Regions from separate parts of the Homo sapiens genome. Here all the other regions are linked to region 1. Evidence: chromatin loops called from intact Hi-C (ENCODE). Cell type or tissue: heart right ventricle. All regions are shown on one strand. Links, peaks and the distances in the headings refer to the core of each region. The heading gives the core; the rest is flanking DNA. Region 1 has its middle 10 kb from the start of OR1K1. Region 2 has its middle 13 kb from the start of MIR4478. Region 3 holds the start of PTGS1 (prostaglandin-endoperoxide synthase 1).

Region 1 (5,385 bases), core at 138-5,137:
ACAGATCTGGCTCTGGGCAGAAATGAGAGATAGCAAAAGCCCTCCCCTCCCCTGTTCTGATTCCAGACCACTCATCATGCATGAGAATCATGTGACATGCTCATGGGAAATGCATTTTTTTTTTTTTTTTTGAGATGGAGTTTCACTCTTGTTGCCCAGGCTGGAGTGCAATGGCGCAACCTCGGCTCACTGCAACTTCCGCCTCCCGGGTTCAAGTGATTCTCCTGCCTCAGCCTCTCAAGTAGCTGGGATTACAGGTGCCCACCACCACGCCCAGCTAAATTGTTTGTATTTTTAGTAGAGACAGAGTTTCACCATGTTGGTCAGTCTGATCTCAAACTCCTGACCTCAGGTGATCCACCGGCCTTGGCCTCCCAAAATGCTGGGATTACAGGCATGAGCCGCCGCACCCAGCCAAAATTGTTTTTTAAAAAGGAAATGGGATAAGGAAAGGCTGGATGGGCTGGAGGTGCTTCCAGGCAGGTAGAGAACTCTTTGGCGTACCAAGATGATGACAAGGAACTGAGGCCTTGGGAGTAGAGGGAGAGCTACATCAAAGACAAAGCCACAGAGTAAGAGCTGCATTTCCTGACCACCAACTACAGTAGTCTGCTCAGCTGCCCTAAAAAAATACCACAAACTGAGTAATGATAGAAATATATCTTGTCACAGTTCTTGAGGCTGGAGGTCCACCAACACCATGGTGCCATAAGGGTTGGTTTCTGGTGAGGGATCTCTTCCTAACTTGTAGACAGCTGCCTTCTAGCTGCATCCTAGCATGTATCTGCTCTGTGCACATGCAGAGAGCAAGGGAGCTCTGGTGTCTCTTCTTTTAAAGACAGTGGTCTTACTGGATTTGGTCCCCACCCTTATGACTCATTTAACCTTAGTTACCTCCTTCAGTGGCCCTATCTCCAAATACAGTCACTTTGGGGGTTTGGGAATTTGGGCTAGGTTGGGGACGGTTCAGTCCATAACACCAACTATGGGGCAGGCACCCTTCAACTGTTTCCAAGAGCCTCTTTTGATAAACATTATTATTGCCTGTTCATGGGTAAGGCTTCCCAGACAGTGGTAAAATTCTGAGTTCTGAGCTCTGAGTTCCTAGGTTTAAGTTCTAACTTTACTATGTACTAACTGGTTGACCTTGGGCAAATCATTTAACTAAAAAATGAGGAAAATAATATAGCTCTGAAGTGGTGAGAATTATCTAAGAAATAAATATAAACTGCTTAGAAGCCAGGCATGGTGGCTCTCACCTGTAATCTCAGTACTTTGGGAGTCCCAGGTGGAAGGATTGCTTTAGCCCAGGATGTAGGGAGACCCCCTGAAACTATTGCTACAGAATAAAAGATGAAATGCTCCTGATTATTGTAAATACAAAATTGCATGCTGGATTGTGTAAAGACAATGCCAGGTTGGACTGCCAGAACGAGCCAACAGCGCGTGATGTGCTTCCCCCTGCAGAGAACCTATGAATGGACGTGCAGTCAGGGAGGTTTCACATCACCAAGATTCCTATCCCAGAAAAGTAGATGTTCATAGCTCTGGGAATGGAATGGAACCCTTGTGGAAAGCCTATAAACGGATGCATGGGGGGGCGCCTGTCCATATGGATAAGATAGGGCTATAAATGCCCTCATCTTGCCACAGCTCTTCCAGGCCTCTTTAGGGTTAGGGCATACTCCCTTCTGAGAATTTCTGGTCTAACCGGTTCTCTAGCTTCACGTCCTGTTTCTATGGATTGTTTGTAACCAGCTTTTGTTGCAATTGTTACTACTGATTAATAGCTTGCTAATCATAGGTTACGGAAAGATTGTGTTTCTGTTTTAAGGCTCTGTTAGAAATTACTGATGCATGCACTATATTGTAAATTCTTATCTCTGTATACCGTACTTCTACGTACAAATGTACTGTACTTCTACATACAAATGTTATTACTTCATCCCCATGTGACCATCTCACCTCATAATCAAATGACCCTAAATCCCTCACTAACCCACCCCCGCTGTCACTAAACTTAATAATAAATGCTGGTATATCCAGTGCATTGTTGGCACCACGGGACCAGAAGGCGGTGACCCCCCCTGGACTCAGCTTTCACTATCTTGTGTGTGTCTATCATTTCTCAACCTGCCGATCCACCTGGGAACAAAGAGAGAGCCCCGTTGCACTGCAGGCTGCTGGCCAGATCCCACAATACCAGGAATTTGAGGCTGCAGTGATCTATGGCTGCACCACTGCATTCCAGTCTTGGCAACAGAGCAAGACCCTGTTTCAAAAAACAAAACAAAACAAAACAACAGACTGAAAAACAAAGTGCTTCCTTACTCTCACTATGACAGGTCTAGGGGACACAGGTAGTAAGTCACTGGAAACAAATGGTGGGATTGGGATTTGAAACAAAGATTGTACTCTTAACTAAGAAGCTATGTCTCCTCGAGTCACCCACCTTGCAGCATCTTGGGGCTGGTGGGTGCCGCCTGCCTTCCTGTTCTCTTCTGTCTGTTTTTTTCTCCCCCTTAGTTGACCATGATCTGAAAGTCAAGTGTATATATGTTGTCTTCATCAAATACCATTTTGTTTGCTTTGTTACTCATTATTTAAAGTGTGTGTATTTAACATTTTCCCGTTCTCATTCCTAAAAACAAATTCTCTAACATTATTCTTACATGGTGCTACGTATCTCCCTCAGGCCCCTACTCTGCAGTCTGTAGCACAGCGTCCATAATGGGAGCAAAACAATTCATTCCTTCTCCTCTGCTGCCACCGCGTGGCCATTTTGCATTATAACCCGCATTTCTGCAAAGTAACCAGGAGGTAACAACCTCTTTGGCAAGGCTGAGGATTTAACTTGATCTTGTTTGTTACCTGGTTCTCAGTGAGCATAGGTAGTAGACGTCTAATTAAAAATATGTAACATTTATGGAAACATGATATAAGAGATGATCTTCTGCCCTATTGTGGTGAATTCCAGCCTACTCATGTTGCCTTGGGGATTTTCCCCACTGAAGGAGCATATATTAACTGATGCCAGCTCAGATCAGAGATCAGAGATGACAGGACACAGTCCCTGTCCCCAAGGAAATACTAGTCTGGTCTGTAAACAAATCCAGTTCAACTTTGGCTACCACACACGCTGAAGACAGAGTTACCCTACAGAAAAGAGAGACAGAGCTATTCAAGTCACCAGGATTTCCCATCTCACACTTCGGAAAAACTTTAAATATTTCTTTAAGTTGAATTAAAATAATAGCATGATGACAACAATAGATAATTTATTGAGACATTTCTATGTGTTAAGCAAGGTGCAAAGTGCGTTCTGAGTATTAACCCATTGACCTCCTTTTTTCTGAGATGGAATCTCACTCTGTTGCCCAGGCTGGAGTGCAGTGGTGCAATCTCAGCTCACTGCAACCTCTGCCTCCCAGGTTCAAGCGATTCTCTTGCCTCAGCCCCCCAAGTAGCTGGGATTACAGGCGTGCGCCACCATGATCAGCTAATTTTTTGTATTCAGTAAAGAGGGGGTTTCACCATTTTGGTCAAGCTGATCTGGAACTCCTGACCTCAGGTGATCCGCCCGCCTCAGCCTCCCAAAGTGCTGGGATTACAGACATGAGCCACCGTGCCCGGCCCCATTGACCTCTTATCCCAACTACTGTTATCCCCCTTGTACAGGTGGGAAAATGGAGGCAAGGCTAGTGTTGGATGGACCCAGGTTTTGAGCCCCCATTTTCTTAACCAGTGTTGCCATCACCTGTAGGAAGACATGTCACAGTATGACTGCCTCTCTCTGAAGAGACAGCAAAGACTTAGGATCCAGAGAGGATGTGAGGTTTGAGCTGAATTTTCAAGGATAAATAGGATTTATTTGAGTTGACAAGGGGAAATTGGTTTTTTTTTGGGGGGGGGGTTGTTTGTTTGTTTTTTGAGACGGAGTCTCGCTCTGTCGCCCAGGCTGGAGTGCAGTGGTGCGATCTCGGCTCACTGCAAGCTCCGCCTCCCGGGTTCACGCCACTCTCCTGCCTCAGCCTCCCAAGTAGCTGAGACTACAGGCGCCCGCTACTACGCCCGGCTAATTTTTTGTTTTCGTATTTTTCGTAGAGACGGGGTTTCACCGTGTTAGCCACGATGGTCTCGATCTCCTGACCTCGTGATCCGCCCGCCTTGGCCTCCCAAGGTGCTGAGATTACAGGCATGAGCCACCGCGCCCGGCCGGAATTGGGATCTTAAAGCCCTTTTTTAATAAGTGGGATCAGGGTTTTGTAGAGGATGGATAGTTTAAAAAAAAAAAAACAAAAAACTGATGACCTCTATGGATCTAAGGAATGTTTGCTAGGTGCCTCACCATGCTAAGAACTTTAGCTCATTGAACACTTCCAGCCACCCTGTGAGATAGTTGCTATGATTATCCTCACTTGGGAGATCACAGCTCAGAGACACCAAGAAATTTAACCACAAGCATTCACAATCCAAAATAAATTCTTGGAGTGGAGGGAATCAATGGGAGTGAGGCTTCTCTGAGAACACAACTTCATATTCTGTTGGCTTTTAAACTGGGTAAATGTTTTATATGCTCAAAAAGGTGGAACCAAAAAGGATGTATTGGAAAAAAAAAAAAAAGCAAACGCTAGGTCAAACACAGTGGCTTACGCCTGTAATCCCAGCACTTTGGGAGGCTGAGGCAGGAGGATCGCTTGAGCCCAGGAGCTTGAGGTTGCAGTGAGCTGTGATTGCGCCACTGCACTCCAGCCTGGGCAACAAAGTGAAACGCTGTCTCTTAAAAATGAAATGAAATTAAAATAAAGAAAATCACCTTTACGCATACCCCCAATGTAATAATTTGGTTCAGGCAAGGATGCCAAGACTATTAGGTGAAACGTTATTGTAAGAAGAGGATATTCACACAGTCTCAAAGTATCACAACACAGATTTCTTTCTGCTAACAAAGGGGAAATAATTTTACTATATGAAGATTTGTCATTCACCACCTTAACCAAGTGATTAAACTTAGCATCATCAAGCTGACATCAGATACTCCCTGACTTATGTAGTAAGAACTACACAACATCACCTCTGGTGATTGTATTATTGCCAGAAATAAGGAAACAATCTGAGAAGCCAGAAATTGGAGCATTTTTTATGACAGTTGGCCTGGATTCTTTAAAAAGCCTCAGCAGAAGGGTGGCCAGGCTGCCAGGTGGCTGGGCATGATGGACCCAGCTGCCGGTCTAGCCCTTCCTTATGCCCAGGCTTAGACCCATCCCCAGTCACCTAAATGAATAAATGGTTAAAAGTCACTGATAAGGCTGGGTGTGATGGCTCACGCCTGTAACCCCAGCACTGTGGGAGGCCTAGGCCGGCAGATCACTTGAGGTCAGGAGT
Region 2 (5,385 bases), core at 291-5,290, 700 kb before region 1:
CAAGAGGCTGAGGCAGGAGAATCGCTTGAACCCAGGAGGTAGAGGCTGCAGTGAGCCGAGATCGTACCACTGCACTCTAGCCTGGGCAACAGAGCGAGACTCTGTCTAAAAAAAAAAAAAAAAATGGAGGTAAAGGGTTTCCTTTTCAGGATGATGAAAATAGATCATGGTGGTGGATACACAGTCTTGACTATACTAAAAACCACAAATTGTATATTTTAAACACATGAATTGTATAGTATGTGAATTATATCTCAATAACACTGTTTAAAAAAAAAAACACGCACTGGGGCACATTTGGTCCATCCACCAAAGTTTGCTGACCCCCGATGTGGAGCAGTCAGACTGCCTGGGTTGGAATCTACGCTCTTCTTTACAACCCTGGGCAAGTTTTATAACTTCTCTGTCCCCTGCTTTCCTCGTCTAAAAAGTGGAGTGGGGCCGGGTGTGTGGTGGCTCATACCTATAATCCCAGCACTTTGGGAGGCCAAGGTGGGAGGTTCACTTGAACCCTGGGGTTCAAGACCAGCCTGGGCAATATAGGGAGGCCTCATCTTAAAAAAAATTGTTGTTAATAAAAATTAAAATTGTAGTGATAACAATAATACCTCAGAATGATGTTGTGCAAAGTTAGTGAGTTGAAATACAGATGGCGCCTGCACAAAAACGCTCTACAAATGCTGGTGATTACTATGGTTTCCATTTTAGAACTGAGGAAACTGAGGCTGAGACAAAGGAAGGCTTTTATTCAGCCACACAGTGAGTAAGTGACAGATTTGAAGTTCAAGCCTCAGTCTGTCCAGTGCTAAGTCTGTGTTTTTTCCATTCCACCACTGTATTATACAGTCACCTCCTGGCCATGTCCTAACCTCACTGAGAGACCGTGGCCTGGCCCTACACCCTCTGGCCTTTCATTTCTCCCATGCCAAATGAAGAGTTTGGCACAGATGCCCCTTGTATTAGTCTGTTTTCACACTGCTATAAAGAACTGCCCAAAGGCCAGGCGTGGTGGCTCACACCTGTAATCCCAGCACTTTGGGAGGCTGAGGCGGGTGGATCACGAGGTCAGGGGTTCGAGACCAGCCTGACCAACATGGTGAAATCCCATCTGTACTAAAAATACAAAAATTAGCTGGGTGCGGTGGCGGGCGCCTGTAATCCCAGCTACTCAGGAGGCTGAGGCAGGAGAATTGCTTGAACCCAGGAGGCGGAGGTTGCGATGAGCCGGGATCGCACCATTGCACTCCAGCCTGATGGACAGAGTGAGACTCCGTCTCAAAAAAAAAAAAAAAAAAAAAAAGGAACTGCCCAAGACTGAGTAATTTATAAAGGAAAGAGTTTTAATTGACTCACAGTTCAGCATGGCTGGGGACGCCTCGGGAAACTTACAATCATGGCGGAAGGCAGAGGGAAAGCAAGCACCTTCTTCATAAGGTGGCAGGAAGGAGAATGAACTCAGGAGGAACTACCAAATACTTATAAAACCATCAGATCTCTTGAGAACTCACTCACTATCATGAGAACAGCAAGGGAGAACTGCCCCCATGATTCAGTTATCTCCACTTGGTCTCTCCCTTGATACGTGGGGATTATGGGGATTACAATTCAAGATGAGATTTTCAGTGGGAACACAGCCAGACTGTATCACCCCTTAAGAGCTCTGTTATCTATACCGACATTTTACAAATCGGTAAAGAAGATGATAGGGAAATGTGGCGTCTTTGGCCAGGCTCCATGCACCAGGCATTCCTGTGCCATCACCACTAAGCCTAGGGGATGATTTCCTGTCTCCCTCACTGGACTCACGTGCCAGCCACTGGAAGAAGAGGAGATGCACCATACTCTATCTGCAGGTAACAAAATAAAGGCCAGGCTTGTGCAGCAGTAAGCTGGAAAGAAAATAACTGACAACACGATACCATCTTAGATTCTCCAAGGACTCTGTGAAGGCAGAGAATAAACATTACATTTCAAACAACTTTTCCTAAAAGGTCAAGAGAAATTGAAAGTAACCGCACTCTCCTAACAACAGCCTTCTCTCTTGGAGAGCTGTCAGGGTTTAAAAATATTTTACAAAGCAATCATCTGCATGCCATCAAGAGAGATGCCTCACTCAGGTCAAGAAGCAGGGGCTGTTGAAATGTGTCAGTGGAATTGTGCTAGGAAAAACCCACCACTGATAGCTCAATTCTAACCTAACTTTGGAAAGCAAGTTAAAAGTAAAAATAAAAATAAACAAAGGAAAATCAATCCAAGTGTTCCCAAGTGGCCCAATTTGAGAAGAAATCCTTTTCCTTCTCGGTTTAAGGGGCGAACCGGATGGACAAGATAAAGGTACATAATGCATGCTCCTGCACCAGTACCTGGCCTTCCAGGTGCCTCAGGCTCAACTGATGCTTCCTTCACTCTGGCCTTCTGTGCCAAGGCCTGTGCTGGGAGCTCCACACAGGGATGAGTAAGACAAGGCCCCCGGGGCCTGGTGATTTTCTCTGTCCACCGAGAGGCCAGGCGCATCCATAAATAACGGCAGAGCTTGAAGTGATATAATAGACAAACAGGGCAGTCAAGTTGGGCCTCTTAGCCAGGGTGACCTTTGAATGGGCATCTGCAGCAGGGAGAGCTCACCAGGCAGATGGGGAGGGGTGGGGAGGCTTTCTAGGCAGGGGGGCTGGCTCGTGCAAAGACAGAAGTGTGAATCAGCCTGGTGCAGGTGGCCAAAAAGAACAGTGTTATGTGGGACATCCATATAAAGCAGTGGATGGGGGAGGCTGCAGAGGCAGGCAGGGCCAGCGAGTGACACAGGGTCTTGCAAGCCTGGAGAGTGAGTGTGAGCAAAAGCCTGTGCTCAGCGGCAGGGCACTGCAGGTTTGGAAGCAGAGCGGGACAGGACTAGATCGAGCTTTTCCATATGTTTCTGGCTACTGAGTAGAGAAAGACTTGGAGGGAGGGAGTCTGGAGGCAGCTGGCCAGAGCCTGAACTAGGCATTCATTCATTCAACACATGTTCATGGAACATCCACTGCGTGCCAGGCACTGCTTCCAGTGTGGGGTAGTTTGGACTGTGGGGATGGACAGAAGGGCACAGACCTAGAGATGTGGGAAGTAAGGTGGGAGGTGAGGAAGGGGTGGAAGTCCAGGGGACTCTCTGGCTGTGGCTTGCCCAACTGATGGATGGATGGTGTTACTGGCTAAAATGAAACCAGAAGGAGAAGCAGGTTTGGGAGACAACAGTGAGCTCAGTCTTGGAGTGTTGGTTTGAGATGTCTGCGGAGCAGTGGAGACCTCTCCAGCCTACATTTGCTTCAGTGCTGTGTGACAATAGCCTGGATGTTGGAGTTGTCAGATATTGTCCCTGTCTTCAACTTTCCCTGGTCTATATTTCTGGAGCCAGAGAAGCTCCAGGGAAATGCCCAGGCGGAGTGGGGAAAACCTGTGGGAATTTGCTTGTTCAGAGGAGACAGGATGGGAGAGAGAGGAAGCCGGGTGTGGCTGAGGAATCTCGGGGAGGAGAGGATCTTTGACAGCCTGTATGCCTCCAAAGGAAGCCACGGAGCAAGGGAACAGACTGACCTTCCAGCTTCGATTTTCTGTCTGTAAATAGGATTGATAAAATTGTTGAGGATTAAACCAGACAGTTCAGGTAAAATTGTTAGCAAGAGACCAGGTCCATAACATCCGATCTCTAAGTGACTGATGTTTTTATTAGTTTGTTGGGCCCTGGATGCAGCTAGGGCCCAAGCCCAGAGGTTTGGGGATGCATATTCAGCTCAAGGCCAGGAAGAATCTTAAAAGGCCAGGTGTCCCGGGAGGGAGCGAGGAGAAAGGGGGAAGGAGTCAGGAAGGCCAGAGCAGATCAGCTGGGCACCCCCCATCCCCAGACCCCACCCCTGGTGAGGGCCTCAGGCTGCATGCTACCACCGATCCTCTCTTCCCCTGAATCTGGGAGCCAGGTACCTGTGCAGGGTGGGGCAGGGAGGTGGCAGGGTGTACTGGCCAGGAGGCAACAGAGGCCGGCAAGAGGAACACAGCTGGAGGGCACTGGCATGCGAGGGAGGAAGCCTGGTGAGGGGACAGCTTGGGCACCCCAGGGGTGAAGGCCCCGTGTTTGCACCAGGAGGAAGAGGTCCAGCGAGGAACTGCATAGCAACCAAGGCCTGTCCCACCTGGCCCTGCCTCAGGCAGGCTGCCCTCAGGCAGGGGGAATTGACTAATCCCCCAGCACCACCACCTTCAGGGATACCCAGTCCCAGAGTCCCAAAAAGATAGGCCAGGTCAGCAACAACCCACCACCACCACCTCAAAAATACAGCCTTTCCAAGAAAACCACCCCAAACCAGTTCAGGACACGTCCCCAACAAGTGAATAGAGACAGCTGGCCACTGGCTTCCTGGGCCTGGCTTTGGCCTGGTCCCCAGGGAAAGGTGCTTGAGGGCTGGGGTTTCTAACCAGCCCCATGCTATTGCCCACCTGTCACTCCCCATGGAGTGTGGGCGGGGCTTGCAGAGGAGCCCTCTGCACGGGGGATACCAGTGACATAGGGGCCTGTGTCTGCTAATGCCTCTCACTTTCTCCACTCCCCTGACCTCATCCCATTTCTGGTTCTAACATGAGGGTCAAATCTATTTGGAGGTCAAGGTGAGGCAGCAGGAGAGACCTTTCAGGTTCCTCCCAGCATCCCAGGCCTCTGTTGCATTCAGCAAGCACAGACTTGAGCCAGGCACTTGGACACAGACAAATCCTCTTGCCCACACTGACCCCCAAGCATCACACTTCCATTCTCCTGGGCTGCCTCCACCAATGTCTGCCTCTGGGAGTCTTATCCATCCTGCAAGGATGGGCTTCAAGGACACCACCTCCAGGAAGCCTACCCTGACTGCACCTCCTTTTCTCTCCCTATGTCTGCCTGAGCCACAATGATGCTCCCTCCTTTGAACTCCTGCATCCCTTTCTCTGACCCTGGTCTTAGGTTTATTCATGGCAGGACAGGCTCCCCCAAGAGGCCATGAGCTCTGAGAGCAGACCCAGTTTGAAGCAACAGGGGATGCTTTTTGAGCACCTCCTGGTCACCGGGTGCTGTGGTAGTGTGACGTGCTCCACCTCATTGACATTGACCCTTCGCTCAGTGCTGTGAGGTGGGCACTGAGACCATCGCCATTCTACCATAGAGAAACTAGGCCACTGCTTGACAAGCCAGTCATGGGAGCAGGGACTGTATCTGCCTCGCCCAGAGAAAATAAGAATGAGCGGGGCCCGGCCAGCTGTTCTGCAGCTCTGCCCAGTGCCATCTGCCCGGAACCCACTCTGCTGCCACCAGCTCTGCTCCACCTGCCCTTCCAAGCTTCAGCCTCTGTTTTCTGAAGGGCCCCTGGCCAGCTAGGAGCCTCC
Region 3 (5,385 bases), core at 112-5,111, 440 kb before region 1:
AACAACTCTTGCAAGAGTGGCATTATTAACCACGTTTTTACAGGTGGGGGAACTGAGGTCCACAAAGGGCAGTTTGCTGCTTAAGGTCACACTGAGAGGTCAGGTGGGGTGGAGGACTGGGATTTGAAGAGATATTGGATTGAGTCCAGAGCCTTCCTGCCTGACTGAGAAGCTGCCTACACAGGTGGGGCCGGGTGGGGCTGGGTCCATGAGTGATTCAGGTAAGAGTCAGCTCTGGTTTTCCAAATAGTGGGTGGGGCCCAGCAGGAGTGAGACCTCTCCAGGAGCATTACAATCCAGGCTGTAGCTAGGGTGAGCAGGAGGGCACGTGATTGGTGTGGATAATGGGGAGGGGGCTATGCAGAGAGAAATCCTATCCCTTGTTACCAGTGGGGTATAGGGAAGGAGGTCCTTGCTGCCTTAGCTGGGAAGGGCTCAGGGCCTGGGGTGAAGCTGGGCCTGTGGGACAGCTGGGGGTGCTGGCCCATGGGACAAGCTGGAGAAGGCAGGGAAACTGAGGCAGGCAGTGATACTTTTGGTGGCCGTCACAGCAGATGGGTGGTTGGCAGTCACTTCGATGAGGCTGGTGCTGGACCTGGTCTGTTTTTTTAATGCATTCACTACTCTTTTAGATACTCATTCATTTCTTTGTTCAAGCAACAAACATTCCCTGGATGTCTTTTATCCGCCAGATCCTATGCTTGGCCTTGGGGCTACAAGAGTGACCAGGACTCTTATAGCCTCATAATGTTTGGGGGCAGAGGGACAATGTGATCAGGAGTGGCACTGCTGTGGCCAGGGAAGGCACAGGGGCTTCCTAGAGGAGAGAAGGGGGAGGAGGAGGCATGTTAGAGGAGGCCTACCAGGGGACATGGGAGGTGGACTTGCCCTATAAGTGGAAGCTCACAATCTTGAGGACTAGGATGGTGACACCAGTCCTAGGCATTTAGACTATAGCTTTGCAGTAGGGAGCAGGAAAAGGTGGCCCTGTGCTGTGGTCTCTTTCCCAGGGCTGGGGCAAGGGCTACCCCAGACCTCTCCCCTGTGTATCCAGCTGCATGCTGGGGCGGTTGGGGGTGCTGGCCCATGGGCCAAGCTGGAGAAGGCAGGGAAGGTTTGATCCTCCTCATTCCTTGAAGTGGATCAAATACAAGAAGCCCAAATTCAAATTCCACCTACCCATGCCAGCTCCCCTTCCCTGGATATTACCACCAGCATTGAGCCAGAAGGCTAGGTGTCCTCAGCACCTTTCTTCCCCTAAGCTCTAGTGCTAATCGGTCACCAAGCCCTGGCACTTCTGCCACCATTTCTCTCATCTACCTTCTCCCCACTCCATGCTCTTGGTCCTGCCTCATCCCTGGAGGGCTGCCTCGGCACCCTGCCTGCTCTCTCAGACTCCATCCTCTCCTGTATTGCAGCTGTGTTGAGATCTGTGGTGCTGGTCACAGAGCCTGGCTGCAGTGAGGGCTCAATTGCTCCATGCTGGAACTGGACCAGTCCTCAGAGACCATCTGATCTGCTCATTCTGTTGTTCAAATGGGGAAACAGAGGCCCAGTGAGGCCTAGCGGCTTGTTTAAGGTCACGCTATGGAAGAAGTGACTTGAACTCACTTCTGATTCTGAGGTGAAGGCTCTTCCCATCAGTGCCAGGGCCACACAAGTGTTTCTTGTTTTGAGTGCAGATGGGTGGCTTGGAAGTCAGCAGGAGGCACAGGTGTGGTGACTTGATGGGCTCAGGGCCCAAAGGGAGGGAGGGCCTGGGAGTGGAAGATGGAACCTCATTCAAGCCCGTCTCTCCTTTCTTCTCACCAGAAACTCCCCCTTTCTTTGGACAACTGGACCCCCACACCTCCACCCTGTCCCCATCCCTTTTGCTGATAATCCCATCTCCTTGCCCTGTAAATGCTAGGGGGCCCTTGATTTGGGGAGGAAGGGAAGGCTGAAGCCGGTCCCGGCACCCTGAGAGCCCCAGGGCCCTCCAATGCCCCACTCCTTCTCCAGGTCTGCCCTGGCTTGCTCTGTCTCCCTAGGGCAGCTGGCTTTTGTCCCAGGGGAGCATGGGAACAGCTTGGGTGAGAATGGGGGAGGGGCTTCCCAGCAGGTTTCACCTCTCCCACCTGGCATAATTTCTACCCTGCACCCAGTGATGCCCAGGAGCCAGCACAAGAACCTCTGAGCTCTCCTGCCGGCTTTCCCCACTGTGGGGCCCACAGGATGGCTGGGTGTGCTGGGGAAACTGAGGGAGATGACTTGTGGGTGCCAGCACCATGGGACTTTGGGTGATCTTGGACCTATTCCTTCCTCCTTCTAGGTGCTTCCTGAGCTGGCGAAAAGGAGAGCTGGATGCTGGGATTCTATAAATTCGGCGGTGGATGTGAGTCTAGCTACAGCATGGACCCTGGCCAGCCCTGGAATCTGAGTTCAGAGATCTTTGAAAAAATGCCTTCCGATAACTGAGCACCTACTACATGCTGGACACTGCACCAGGAGATTTGTGTGCATTCCCTCATTGAATCTTACAACCACCCTCTGGGATGGTTTTTGCTATTAAGCCGATTTTATAGATGAGAATACTGAGGGCTAGAAAAGATAAGTACCTTGTCCAAGGTGACACGGCCAGTAAGCTGTGGAGTCTGGATTTGAACTAGGCTCTCTTGGAGTTTGGAGCCCGGTCTTTTCATTTCTGGCAGAGACCTGTGGCTTCAGGGGGCGGAGCCCAGCCCATGGGGGAAGTAAGTCCTTCCTGTTAGATCTGTCTGAGGAGTAGTGAGTTTCTCATCTAGGAAACCATCAGCAGGCCAGGCTGGACTGCCCCATTTCTAGCCCCCTTTCTTCTCTGCAGACTGCCCTGTTTCTAGCCCCTTTTCTTCTCTACCCTTTTCTGTAGAGTGCGTTAGACCCATTTTACAGAAGGGGACTCTGAGACCCTTTCTTCTCTGCGGGGCAGGGTATGTGGTTCAGACGAGCCGCTTCCATCCCCAGTTCTGTCCCTAAGCCCTGGGTGACCTCAGCATTGAGCATCGTCTCTGAGCCTCAGTTTCCTGTCTATATCTAGTGCCACCAGGCATCAGAAACGTAAGTGCTTCAAGGATCTTGGGTGAAAAGCCGCTTTAGCGGCGAGCATACACTAATTAATAAAATGCCTTGGCCGGGGCTGGGCAGAGGAAGTAAGCGGGCAGCCGAGGTGACAGCTGGAGGGAGGAGCGGGGGTGGAGCCGGGGGAAGGGTGGGGAGGGGATGGGCTGGAGCTCCGGGCAGTGTGCGAGGCGCACGCACAGGAGCCTGCACTCTGCGTCCCGCACCCCAGCAGCCGCGCCATGAGCCGTGAGTGCGACCCCGGTGCCCGGTGGGGAATTTTCTTGGCCTCCTGGTGGAGCCTTGAATGCCAGGCTCAGCCCCTCATCTCTCTCCTCTGCAGGGAGTCTCTTGCTCTGGTTCTTGCTGTTCCTGCTCCTGCTCCCGCCGCTCCCCGTCCTGCTCGCGGACCCAGGGGCGCCCACGCCAGGTAGGCGGCCCCATCCCTCCCCAAGGGAATCCCCGGTCTTGCGCCCCTGGCCTGGTTTCAACCCCCTCCTTTCCCCTCCAGCGGGCCCAGCTTCCCCTTTCTGCTCGCGGTGCTGAGAAAGACTGAGGCTGAGTCTTTTGGTGGGATGGGGGCTCCCTGAAGCCCCCCCGGCGGTGTGGCCTTGGCTAATGGGCTATCTAGTTCTTTCAGGGGAAACAGCAGACTGGGATCTGGTGCCAACTTGGGGAGAAGGGACAGTCCCTATCCATCCCCCTCACCTGTTCTGGGCCCCAGATGTCTAAGCAGCCTCTGCACCCAACAACCCCGCTGTTTCCTATAGGGGCCTCTTTGGGAGGAAGCCGCAGGCACCAAGGGAAATGAGTTCCCTTTCTCCAGCCTCTAACCGTCTGGGAACCCATCCTGATTCCCATTGCCAGTGGAGAAGGTCTCCCCTGGTGAAGACTTCGGGAGAACATGGGAGATGGAAATACATTTAGGAGCCGGGATGCTTCATCTGGGGTTTAAGAGATCCCCATTGAGCAAATGAGGAAACCGAGGCTCAGTAGGTGCCATGATTCCCCAAGCTCACAAAATACATGGTGGGCCCAGGATCTGAACTCAGGTCTGTCTGCGTCCACACACTTCGCAAGGTCTTTCCACAGAAAGCTGCTTCTACCCACAATGGACCCGGAGCCACTCTGGGTTTCATGGGGGAGGTTGATGGGGAAATTCCGCCCTTCCCTCCCCCATGCATGTGCCAGGTTCCAGGTGAAGGAATTCAGCTCCTCGCTCAGCCAACCTTCCTCCCCCAGCTCGCTGCTTGTGTGTGTGCGTGTGTGTGAGCATGTGTCCCAGTTGGATATAGTTTCCTCCACCACCTAGCTGTGTAAAATCTCTAAAATGAGGCCCAGAGAGGGCAGGAGGGAGCAGAGGGAGTCCGCACTTTCTGCTGTGATGCTCTAAGGATCTGGTGCGTGGGGGAAAGAGGAAAGATATGTACATGGATTTTGGATCAGACCAAGTTTCCTGAAACGGGCTTTGGGTGGGTGGCATTTAGGGGACCCAAAGAGAGGACGGAGGGTGCTCTAGGAAAGGGATTGCGTTGAATAAAAGTCTGGTTTATGGGAAGAGGAGGAGGAAGACTCATGTGGCCAGCACTTTAAAGTTTACAAAGGTTGGTTGTGGACATCCACCTCTTTGGTGCTCTCAACAGCCCTGCCAGAGAGATGCGTTAGACCCAGTCTACAGAAGGGGACTCTGAGGCCCAGAGGGAGTGAAGCCACTTGTCTGAATCCTCACAGTGAGCTGGTGGTGGGGAGTAGAAGGGGCTCTTCAGGTTGCCTCGCTGACCCATCTTGTCAGTCCCTGGATCAGCCCAGCACTTCCTCTGAGGCCCCATCTGGCCTCATCCAGGCACTCTTGGTATACAGGTCCCACCCGTCTGTATTCTTTTTTAGTCCATTCACTAATGCACAATGAGCCATGGTCTGTGCTATTTTGTTTTTTGCCTTTTCTGTTTCCTTTTGTATAATAAATGTTTACACGGAATTGTTTTTTTTTATCCCCAAGGGTTATTTATGCCAGTCTTTGGCTGGGGCCTGGAGACACGGAGCTGGGAGGAGCTGACAGGCTGATGGTGGAGCCAGAAATGCCAACAGACTGTCATCCAAGGGGACCAGGGCTGTGCGGAGCTCATGGGAGGAAGCAGGGGTATAGGGAGCCCAGGGAAGGGAGCAGGGGTGTGCGGAGCTCAGGGGAGGGAGCAGCTGCCTCTCAGTGCGAAGAATTGAGGGAGGCTTCTTGGATCTGATGACTTTTGGACTGGACCTCGAAGGAGGTGGCGGGTGGGGGAAACACTAAGAGACTCGACCAGGAAACAC

What was found. A loop is a pair of places that touch in the nucleus more often than their neighbours do. Peaks named below come from ENCODE experiments on the same cell type or tissue, not always from the same donor. Only the 100,000 strongest peaks of a DNase experiment are listed, where the experiment ranks them.
Region 2: a loop joins it to region 1, with 7 times the contacts of the local background. A loop is called at or near these places in 52 of 110 quality-filtered maps.
Region 3: it touches region 1 in a loop (3-fold over the local background); 33 of 110 quality-filtered maps call a loop at or near these places.

The regions. Positions count from the first base shown.
Region 1 is chr9:122,807,744-122,813,128 of GRCh38, forward strand. No RefSeq gene overlaps it. Among named protein-coding and RNA genes, the nearest start is that of OR1K1, 10 kb to the left of the region's middle. RefSeq lists a silencer at 2,668-2,837. In heart right ventricle, for the core only: a CTCF peak has its summit at 2,779 (motif pointing left); a DNase peak (open chromatin) is centred at 2,768.
Region 2 is chr9:122,104,769-122,110,153 of GRCh38, forward strand. No RefSeq gene overlaps it. Among named protein-coding and RNA genes, the nearest start is that of MIR4478, 13 kb to the right of the region's middle. In heart right ventricle, for the core only: no CTCF peak of the experiment used is centred there; no DNase peak of the experiment used is centred there; H3K27ac peaks cover 753 bases.
Region 3 is chr9:122,367,768-122,373,152 of GRCh38, forward strand. It overlaps PTGS1 (prostaglandin-endoperoxide synthase 1), which reads left to right and starts at 3,257. Exons shown (of 11, transcript NM_000962.4): 1 at 3,257-3,324; 2 at 3,419-3,505. The coding sequence starts at 3,318. In heart right ventricle, for the core only: no CTCF peak of the experiment used is centred there; a DNase peak (open chromatin) is centred at 3,229; H3K4me3 peaks cover 1,158 bases; H3K27me3 peaks cover 1,725 bases.